Linked DNA regions of Homo sapiens: region 2 is linked to region 1. The links are chromatin loops, found by intact Hi-C in ENCODE. Cell type or tissue: B cell. All regions are shown on one strand. Each heading gives the region's core, and the rest is flanking DNA. Links, peaks and the distances in the headings are about the cores only.

Region 1 (5,391 bases), core at 309-5,308:
CAGGGCACAGTGAAACACAAACTCTGTAAAATATTCAAAAGGCAACTACTTAACCTATGATGGTTTAAAGTCACTATAACATTTGAAAAAGGGGTGTCCCAACAGCTTAGGAGCAACAGCTTTAAAATGTGCTCCTGTCAACAGCAACAATTTTTTTTTCCTGAAGAAAGTAGAAAAGAGAGATCATTCAGTGGGGAATAAAAATGTAGCAGTGTTTTATCTTTAACTGGACAGAAGTTAGGGAGAGACAATCTCCCGGATTTTACCACCTTTCATCCTTGCCTCTTTCTTTTTAGTTTTTTTTTTTCTTTTTGGACAAAAATCTTCCCTTTATATTCCAGACTTTCTCATTATGAATTGTAGACTCTTGAAGTCTTGGAAATTGGTGGGCCCTTAATCCATAGATACAAAATATAAATTAGGTCTAATCTTGAAAATATCCAAGAATGAGGGTCTTACTAACATAGAGGGTCATTCTATATTATGGTGTGTCTAATTGGTAGTAATTTTTTCTTTCTTTTGAGCTGAAATTTACTCCAATTTTCAACCCAAAGTCCTAATTTCATCTTTTGGGACTATGCATGTCTTCTACATCAACATTTTTCATTAATGGGCCATTAAATCAATTTTGGAATTACATCTAGCATAATATTGAATGAAATTAGAAGAGGCCAAGATAGGATAGAAGAGGAAAGAATTGAATCAAATCTAATTGAATTGAATATTCAGAGTAGAAAACATCAGCATTTAGAGCTTGTAATAGTAACTCGTATTATAATTTCAGTTATTTATGTAAATGTGCGCTAGATTGTGTTATAAAAATATCTTTCTTACTTTTGGTTGCCATTGGAAATTTTGGAAAACACCAATTCCTTCAGATCTTTGAAGACTGTTGTGGAACTCCATGGGTTCTGTTCTCCAGATTCAGTATCCCAGTGCTCATGAAAATGCCTCATTTCGTTTGACTTTGTTTCCAGTCCCTTCCCTACTCTGGTCTCTCTTCTCAGACTGTGCTATCTTGAACTTTCCTCTTGAAGTAGAATCGCAGAATCTCCAAGCCAGGACAGGACTGGGAGAAAAGGGGACAATACCACACCTGGGGGCAAGGAGATAGGCAGCAGTTTTCCTTGCTTCCATGTTTGCCAAGTTTTCCAGTGTCTTCAGCAGTGGCATTCCAAGACCCTATTGCCAGAAAGCTTTCAGGAAAGTATTTGTAGGAAACTCAGATCAAAAAAATGCATATTGAACATCTACTCTACCAGGTCCCAGGCTAGTGCCAAGAGACAGAGAGATAAGACCCACCTTGTGCAGTCCAGGCCTACTCACCCTCATTATCTCATTGAATGTGTGAGCTATGTAGAATCATTTTCATATCATTTTATAGTAAGAGAACCAAGGATCAGAGAGGCATATAAGAAACTTCTTGATATATAGAATTTGTCATAAAACTTGCAATAAATGGTCAGCAGACCACTCATAATGTGATGTGGGTGACAATGGCAGTAGCTCTTAACTCCATTAGCACTTCATTGTTTTCAAGACACCCCTTATCCCTTATCCCAAGCATCTAGTGATTGTGTAGAACAGATAACAGCATTCTCATCTTCCAGGTAAGAAAACGGGCCCGGGAAGATTAAGCTACTGGTCCAAAGTCACACATCTAGCGATCTAGAGGATACTGTAGCTAGGATTTGAACTTGGGTTCCAACTCTAAATTCAATGCCATTCTCATGCCCCCAGCCCCCTACCCCTCAATGCCTAACACTGACAGTTTTCCCCAGAACTACTAAAGCAAACGGCTTTTTCTATTCCCTGGTCCATAAATTAAGAAAGAGGTCCTGGGGTGTTAATGTTCATTCCAATTAGCCTATTATGGCCAAGATGGCATTAGCCCTTGTGACTCTAAGATAAAAGGGATTTTTCCCACAAATGGCCGACAAGTTTGGGCCAAGTTGTAAACATTATTTCCATCCATCTTGGACTGCAGCAGAGTCTGTGGTCAGCGTGCCAGGGAATATATGAGAAAATCAGGCAGCCTTAATCTCTGCAGCATGTGGAAGGAAATAAAGACCACCTTGACTGATGGTTGACTTGATATGTCTGAAGGGGATTAAGTCTGGCTGTGACAGAAATGGCTGCGGAGTCACAGTGAAGAGAACTCGATGAGGTATGGCCTTCCAAGTTTAAACTTCTAATCTCAAAGGACCAGAGTGACTTCATAAGGAATTCAAGAAGAACGCAATTCACTCAACATATAATAGGATCCTGAAATCCTAAGAATGTTTTCCTGAGGCCAGAAAAAGGAAAGAAGTGTAGTGATGCCCGCTGTGGGAGGACTGGAGTCACAGGCAGGCTGTGCAGTGCTACTATGATAACTCAGCGCCAAAAAGGTGTTACAGGATTGATGACATTTGCAGGTATTGACACCTATCCAAATTCATCCTCTAAACGGAGAGCTTAATGGATAGAAAGCAAACGGCTAAACATATCTAAGCATTCACCCAAACTAGCAGACTGGCAAAGTCAAGCCCAGAAATAAATGGAGTTTAATCTCTGGAGTTTAACCTTCATACTGTCACTAGATTTTTTACGTGATTCTCTCCCACCTCCCCAAATGTTTTGCTTCCTCTGGAGCTTTGTCTTTTGATAATAAGCTCTGTTTGCATTTGCAAAATATACAAAGTGAACTTCCAGATGGACCTCTCAAAGTGCAATCTAAACATGAAGGAAACAAGAAATCCAAAAGTCAAAGGCGAGTGGGAGGTTTTCTTCTCCCCCAAATCTCTGGGGAGTCCAATTCATTCAACATGCTCACATTCTGGTTTCATTTCCATTTTCTATAATAAGAGATGAAGATGTAATATGTCAATGTTGATGTATCAGAGAGATGATGAATTCCAGGCTAAAACACGGCGACATCTGCTTGGAAACGAGATGGAAGAAATTAAGATGCTTACCATGATTATTTTCTTCCAGAGCAAATTTATAGTATCTTTGGTCTCAAGGGCAGAAATTCCAGACAGATTAGCTTTTCATCTCCTAGGTAACTCTCTGAACTGCATAGGTATAGAAATTCATTGCTTTAACACTGGGTGTCCTTATTAGGGAAATATCTTAAATTCTATGCCAACAAAGGAACTCATTGACTACTAAGCAATAGTCATGAAAATATTTATGACATGGATTACAAACAGGTGCTCCAAGTAGAACAAAAGCTGGGATTATTCACTGCTTGGACTAACTGAAAAAACATTATTTACATTAGCATAGCACATTTTATGCTTTTAGTAAATATTATTTTTCTGATTATGTGTCCTCATATTCTAGAAATGGCAACTTTGCTTACGTACCAGAGGGACTTGGAAACATGAATAGAGTTATATAAATAATAGGTGCTAGAGCATTGCCTGTACTACCCATTTATAAAATATTCAACAAAATCGTATTCAGTCCCTATTACATGCCTGTATTTGGATCTGCAGATGCAAAGATAAGTACAACATGACTCCGGTCTAGTTCAAAATTTGCTCAATTGGTTCCTATAAACTTTTTAAAGGAAGTTGTGTGAGCATTCTCATGTTCATTTCACAGATGACGAAGCTGAGGCTGGACAAGATCACACACCAGGAAGTACCAGAGTTAAGAGTGACACTCCAATGTCATTCTTCAGGCCCAGGGCTCTGTCCATTCCTTCATAGGCTGCTATGATTGAGAGGAGAGCCTGAGGGTATTTGGGTGACCCAAGGGCAATGGCTCACAGTGTCTAAGGGACATCAGAACTGGCCTTTTATCCAGTCCTAACATCTCATTGCTTGTCATTTTCATTTTTCATTCAAGTGTTTGGCACCAAGTAGACACAGCTGTAGTCTCAATCAAAACTAAATGATACTTTGCAGGAATTACTGAAATGCTCATTGAAAAACTATTCTCTTCCCATTGTTTTGAAATAATCCAATAAGGAAAGGGTCTTTTTTGGAATATCTTCTCTCAGAACTTTAGCGACAGGAATTGTGAAATGTTCCCCAAATATTGCTTGGCATGAAAACCTCTTTCAATGCAAATAAACCATTGATAAAAAAAAAAGAATTTGTTAAGGGGGACAGGAATTGGGGTGATGCTCATAAAAAGCTGCCAGAAAAGCCTTGGATTGCAAAGGAATGCCTGGGAGGCTACACAGGTCATGTGCAGCCAAAAGGAGACAACGAGGATATTTTACAGCCATCTTAGATACTATAGATTTTATTTTTTTATTGGCAGAATCAATGTGACTATTCCATAATAATCAGGATAAGATGAAAACAAAACAACAAAATGGAAATATTTTAGGGGTTACAAAACTTCTAGATTTGAGGATTCCCTCACCTGCTAGTTCTGTGATCTTAGGCAAGTCATGGAATGTCTCTGAACTTCCATTTCCTCATCTCCAAACTGAAGACAGCAGTTCCTACCTCATAGGATAAATATGACGATGAATTTGAAAGCACACACTAAATTGTAAAACATTATACAAACCAAGGTTTTTCTTTCCTATTTACACAAAAAAATTCAAGTCCAAATGCAGTGTTGAGCAGCTCTCTATGCTCAAACATTATCCATCACTAGTCTAACTTTTAGCTGCCTCCAGCCTTGGTCACAGTCACCCTGCCTCTTTTCTAAGAATGAGCATCCGGGGAGCGCCTCCTGTGGGTGCTCTTTAAAGCTTCAGTTCTGTGATCACAGACAGGGAGTTCTTGCTGCATCCTTTGGGAAATCAAGGCCTCTGATTCGTCTTCCCAGCACTCTGACCCTCAAAAGGACCCCAGTGACTGCACTGAGATGACTGAGAGCCATCTGGGGATGGACTCAGCATTTCTAACCCCTCCAGCCTATTCCTTCAGCAGTTCTTCTCATCCCAATAAATAGCAACTCCATTCATCAAGGTTCTCAGATCAAAAAGTGGCACTCATCGTTGACTCTTACGTTCCATTCCCCCGATATCTATATCCAATCTATCCCACAAGGACTATCACTTTCATTTTCAAAATATATCCTGAACACAGCCAGTTCTTATCTCCACCAATACCACCTTCCCCCAACCCACAAACATCCCCTGTCTGGAACACTGCAAAAGGGTCTTCACCAGTCTTCCTTTTTCTACCTTCACCAGCTGATTGTCTATTCTTCCTATGGCAACCAGAGTGATCATTTAAATACATTAATCAGATCAATCACAAAGACCCCCCATGTTTTCCTGTCTCATTCAAAATAAACTCCAAAGACATTATCATGATCTGTGAGACCCCTGCAGATCTGGCTTACCCTGACCCCTCAACCTCACTTTCTTCTGTCTCCTTGTTTGACCTCACTTTAGCCCCTTCTGTTCTCTAATCCAACAACCACTCTCTTGGTTCA
Region 2 (5,391 bases), core at 141-5,140, 250 kb after region 1:
ATTGACAGTTACTTTGTATCAACCAGACATTTAAATATTTATGTGCAAAATCATAATTATGTAAACATTTGACAAAATATTCTAACCCAGAATACACACTGAAGAGAATATTCCTGAATCATTTCTTCTGACTTACTGACCAACTATCACATTTGTTTAATATATATAGGCTCTGATCTTTTGATTGGGTCAATTTCATATTTTCCAGGTTTAGTCAGATTTCAAATTTGAATCAATTCCTTAAATTAACTTTATAATCAATTGTCACATCTCTTTTCATTCAGAAAGAAGGAGGGCAGAAGTTAGAACTCCAACAAACTCACAGTAAGTTGCTTACCCACTCTGGAATTAAATTCTTCATTTGTAAAATCGTGTAGGTGGGGGAGGGAGGAATTCTGTAAAATTCTATGAGTACTGCTAGCATTTGAAATCATTTTCATTTTCTTGATTCTTCTCTCAACTTTTCATCCCTATTTGTCTCTTGATTACCACTCAAAAATCCTCTCATTTACCTTATTAATTCCCTTTTCCATTCTCTTCAGTGGCCTTTCAAAACTTTCTCTTCCTCTAGGTTCCTAAAATCCCCAATCACAAGACTCCACTTCTAGTTAGCTACTTTTCTGAGAAAACTGGAGCCATTTGAAGTGTTTTTCTTTGTACTTCCTTTCTCTTCCCCTCTGAATTCCTTCACACTGTATATTGTATTTTGCCTTTCAATCTTTGGCTCCAGGATGAAATGAATGTCTCTCCTTCTGGCAAGGTCATGTCCTTCACCTTTACTCTTGATCATGAACCCTCCCAAATCCTTACTTCCTTGCTCCTTCCATTCTTTTTCTTGAATCTTTGATTCCTCCAGACCAGTGATCTCTTCTTCTGCCTCCTCATGTAGATGAAGTCTTTAAAAATAAACAAACAAACCAAACCTTCTCTGGACTCTGCCCCCTCCCACAAGTTTCCTCCTCTTATCATCCCTTCAAAACCCAAACTATTAGAAGAGTGGTCTACCTTTGCTTTCTACATTTCTTCACTTGCTCTTACTCACAAATTCCCTCTAGGATCACAAATGACCTCCTACACACCAGACCAACTTCATTCTCTCAAGCTTCCTATGACATTTAAAACTATTGATGGCCTTATGCCTCCTGAAACCCTCCATTCCTATGGTTTTTCTTTTGACCCTGTACTATCCTGCTTCTCCTGTGAATGTCCTGGCCATGCCTCCTCTGATTATTCTTGACTCTCCTGCCCTGTGACACAAGCTCTTCACTATGGTTTTAGCCTTAGTCCTCCTCTCTGCATCCCCTCTGTCTATCCATTCATAATCCACTTCTTTGGGACTCTGTTGACACCTGAATCTCCTGTCCAAAAGTTCTCTCCCAAGCTCCACGCGTACATCTCTACCTGAAAGATAACTTCACCCATAACACTAGAGTTTCCTCAAAGGCACAAACCTTATTTTACTCATTTTTGTACTTCAACCTCTCACCTCCGCCATCCAGAGCCTAAAACAAGGTTTAGGAACTCAATAAACATTATTTAAGCAGAACAAAACAGTACTTCCCTACCAGCACATGAAACTCAACCAACATGAAATTAACAGCGGTCTGGTCCTTCTGACTTTCCTATTTCTCTTAATAGGACTTTCCTATTTCTCTTACCAACTTCTAATCCCCAGAATTTAAAATCTGAGCTTCAACTTTGACTTGTTCTTTTCCCAGTCCCTTGTATCTAATAAATTATCATATGTTGTTGATCCTGCCTTTGTTATATGTTTTACATCTATCCACTCATTTACCTTCCTTCTATCATATCCTCAAAGCTTTAATTACCTCCCACATATTTTCTTGTAATAGCTTCCAGAATCAGTTCCTCCGTCTCTCCTACATACTACTACCAGATTAATCTTCATGTAATATACTTCTCATATATTACTCCACACCTCAAAAATTCTTAATATTTATCCCTTGCCTAGCAATTACAAATGTCTTTCCTTAGCATCCAAAGTTCTTCATAATATGGCCCCCAAAATGCCTACATGCTTGGAAGGACTAGAGATCTACTCAAGTTACCTCAAAAAAAAATTTTTTTTTTTTTGAGATGGAGTCTTGCTCTGATGCCCAGGCTAGAGTACAGCAGCACAATTTTGGCTCACAGCAACCTCTGCCTCCTGGATTAAGCGATTCTCTTGCCTCAGCCTCCTGAGTAGCCGGGACTACAGGCGCGCACCACCACGCCTGGCTAAGTTTTGTATTTTTAGTGGAGATGGGGTTTCGCCATGTTGGCCAGGCTGGTCTTGAACTCCTGACCTCAGGTGATCTACCTGCCTCAGACTCCCAAAGTGCTGGGATTACAGGCATGAACCACACCATGCCTGGAATTTTCTTTTTTAAGAGACATAGTCTTGCCATGTTGCCCAGGCTAGTCTTGGACTCTTGTACTCAAGTGATCCTCCTGCCTCAGCCTCCCCAGTAGCTGGAACTACAGGCATGCACCACCACACCCAGGTAAGAAAATGTTTTAAAGCACACTCATTGTTCAATTGATAACTGTCAGAAAACAAGAAAGCTCTAAAACTCAACCACTCTCTCTTTCTATCCGTGTTGCTGCTTCTCCTTTCAGTTTCCCTTCTATTACTCTGCTTCCTCTGTTTATGCAGTTTCCATTCTCTGATAGTTTCGGCTAACACAGCACAATGTGGTCACTCCCAATACCTTTTAAACCTTGATAACTCTCAACACTTCCTTGTAGTTTCTGCCCCCACTAATTGGTTCAGTCTCTTAATTTACCAATTCCAAATGGCCCGTCTTTTCATGCTAGACCATAGAAATGTCACAGAACAGCCTATGGATGATGGGTACTTGGATCAGAAGCCCGCTCTATTCCAATCAGCTGTGATCCAATCACATGGGGAATGGGCAGGATAACAGGTTTAGAGAATAGACTCATTGGAAGCAGGGCCCTGAGCAGAAGAGATTCTTTGAGAAGGAGGTGGGGAAGAGCAAGCAATGTTCAACACCTCCAGGGCATTACATTTTCCTGCCTACCTATTCTCCTACAAGCACACCACACTCCTTTCAAAGTGGAATTGCTATCTCCCAAACCCATTCCACAATTCATTATCCCATGCCTTTGCTCACACTGTTCTCTCTGCTTTGAATAATCTCTAACCCTGTCTTATCATCTCAAAATGTACTAGCCAAAGGATGTGAGTGGATATAGAAGTAATTCAGAGAACAGTCAATGTACAACAAGAAAAGAAAGCTATAAAAAATTAATTGAGCACAAAGAAACAAAACTAAAAATAATGTGGGATATTGCCAATTAAATTAGCAAAAATAAATTTAGAATGATTAATGTACATTACGAGAGTTTTATTTCTTCCTATAAAATATAGCTAAGGGTAAATGCATTTAACTCATGTCAAAATTCCACAAAAATGTCCGAATATAAATAAAAAGAAGATGACCACATCTAATATCAAGAACCTTGAAAATAATAGCACCATATCAAGTAGTATTGAGAATACAGTATGGCTGATGATATTGCAAAATAGTAGAACACTTTTAGAAAGCAATTTACCAACATAATTCATTTTGGAAAGTACAGAAAAAATTAAACAGGAAAACAAAATTCCTTTCCAATTTGATCATCTAGAGAAAATCACTTTTAACATTTTGGTACACAGCATTCCATAGTCTCATATTATATATATTTTTTATTCTTTTTCTTTTTTTAAATAAAATTTGCATCAAACTAGGTATACTGTTAATTCTGAGTATCATGAACCTTTGCCTATGTCATTAACAGTCTTAAAAAAACGTTGTTTTTAATGGTTGCGTCGTAATTTATTACATGAATAGGTGAAGACAGATTTTTAACAAAAAACTCCTAATGCTAGACTTCAGATTTTGTCTTCTTTTTCATTATTACTGAAATACTGTAATGACCATCCCTGTATGTAAATCTTTTATGCACACCTCTGATTATTCTCTTAAAATAAATTCTCAGAGTACAAATATTTAAAAGAATTTTTAAAAAGTACTTCTAAATGTCAATTTAACCAAAACTGTGACCTGACAGTAGAATAAGAAGGGCAGGAAGGAGGAATAGATAGTCTAAGAAAACTAAAGCCCCACTATCCATAGTGGAAAGTCATTGGTGCATAAAATGAAGGAGTTTTAAAGTTAATATAAGTCTGTTGTTTAGAAATAAGGAGGTGAAAAACTTAATAAAGTGGAACAGTGAACAGGAATCAGGTGTGGGAAAATATGCCACAGGACACTGCTGTATTCATCATAAGTCTTATTTGTTTTGACTTTTTAAACTATGCATTTATGTTGGTTTGATAAAGATACAAATCAAATTAAAAATAAAAACCAGCAGTACCATTCAGATGTGAAATATAGCAGATATACAAGTTAGTTTAAGTGTCCACAATTCTCATAATTACAGAGGAATATATATAAATACATATATATATGCTACAAAGACCTTAAATTGATAATTTTGTGAATTTTTACAAAGAATCCTCTGTAAACCAAGCATGTGCTGTGACAGATACAAATAAATACTCTATTTTTTATGCTTTCCAGAGATAAAACAATTATTATCAACAGTAGAAATAATCTCTCCACATGGCTCAGCTAAGTAATATTTAAAAATTACCTATGCAGAAAACCATCAAGTTTCCTCTTAAAAATTTATAAAAATAGAGGCAAGTTAACATACCAGCTATTCAAGGTAAAGTTTAAGAAAGTAGTGAATTTTTCTTTAGAAAAACTCTTTCATTTTTTCGCCTACTAGAGAACATGCTATAGGCAGTCCTCACCAAAATAAAAAATTGGAAAAATAACAGGAAAACTAGCATAGTGGGAATAAATGAAGATTTAGAGACCTTAATTCCCAGGAAACTTTGTCATAGATCTTGCCATTTGTACTTGATAAATGTTTATTTCTTCTTAGTTCACTTTATTCCTGTCCCAGGAAAAGAGAAGTTCTATCACACCTCAGAATATTAGTACCTGCAGAAAAAAATCCTCATAGTGGCCCCAGACCCAAATTATTCCCCACAACGTGGAGGGCACCTGTATAGTAAATAATAAATCAGGTGAGTCTCCACTACCCAAAATTGTTGTTTTTGTCTCCTTCACCAAGTAGTACACAAAATGGAGCTTTTAGAGCCAGACTCCTGTCTCTTGTTCCTTCCTCATAGTCTTTTTCTGTCCTTTTCCTCCTCACCACTCCACATTTTTCCCTTAATATTTTCCACTTCTTTCTTTCCCCAAACCTCATTTCTGGGTTTTCCCTCTTTCTCTCCTACGACCTCACCCCCACTCCATCCACATCAAAGAACTGAGGTGAGGAAGGAGAACGTTTCTTGCTCTTCCTCTA

The links. A loop is a pair of places that touch in the nucleus more often than their neighbours do. Peaks named below come from ENCODE experiments on the same cell type or tissue, not always from the same donor. Only the 100,000 strongest peaks of a DNase experiment are listed, where the experiment ranks them.
Region 2: a loop joins it to region 1, with 3 times the contacts of the local background. A loop is called at or near these places in 1 of 110 quality-filtered maps.

What each region holds. Positions count from the first base shown.
Region 1 is chr9:99,507,242-99,512,632 of GRCh38, forward strand. No RefSeq gene overlaps it. Among named protein-coding and RNA genes, the nearest start is that of NAMA, 130 kb to the left of the region's middle. In B cell, for the core only: no CTCF peak of the experiment used is centred there; a DNase peak (open chromatin) is centred at 2,800; H3K4me3 peaks cover 491 bases; H3K27ac peaks cover 515 bases.
Region 2 is chr9:99,760,035-99,765,425 of GRCh38, forward strand. The region is part of intron 2 of LOC101928438 (a long non-coding RNA gene); the gene reads right to left. Among named protein-coding and RNA genes, the nearest start is that of NR4A3, 59 kb to the right of the region's middle. RefSeq lists an enhancer at 2,545-2,594. In B cell, for the core only: no CTCF peak of the experiment used is centred there; a DNase peak (open chromatin) is centred at 2,647; H3K4me3 peaks cover 838 bases; H3K27ac peaks cover 1,224 bases.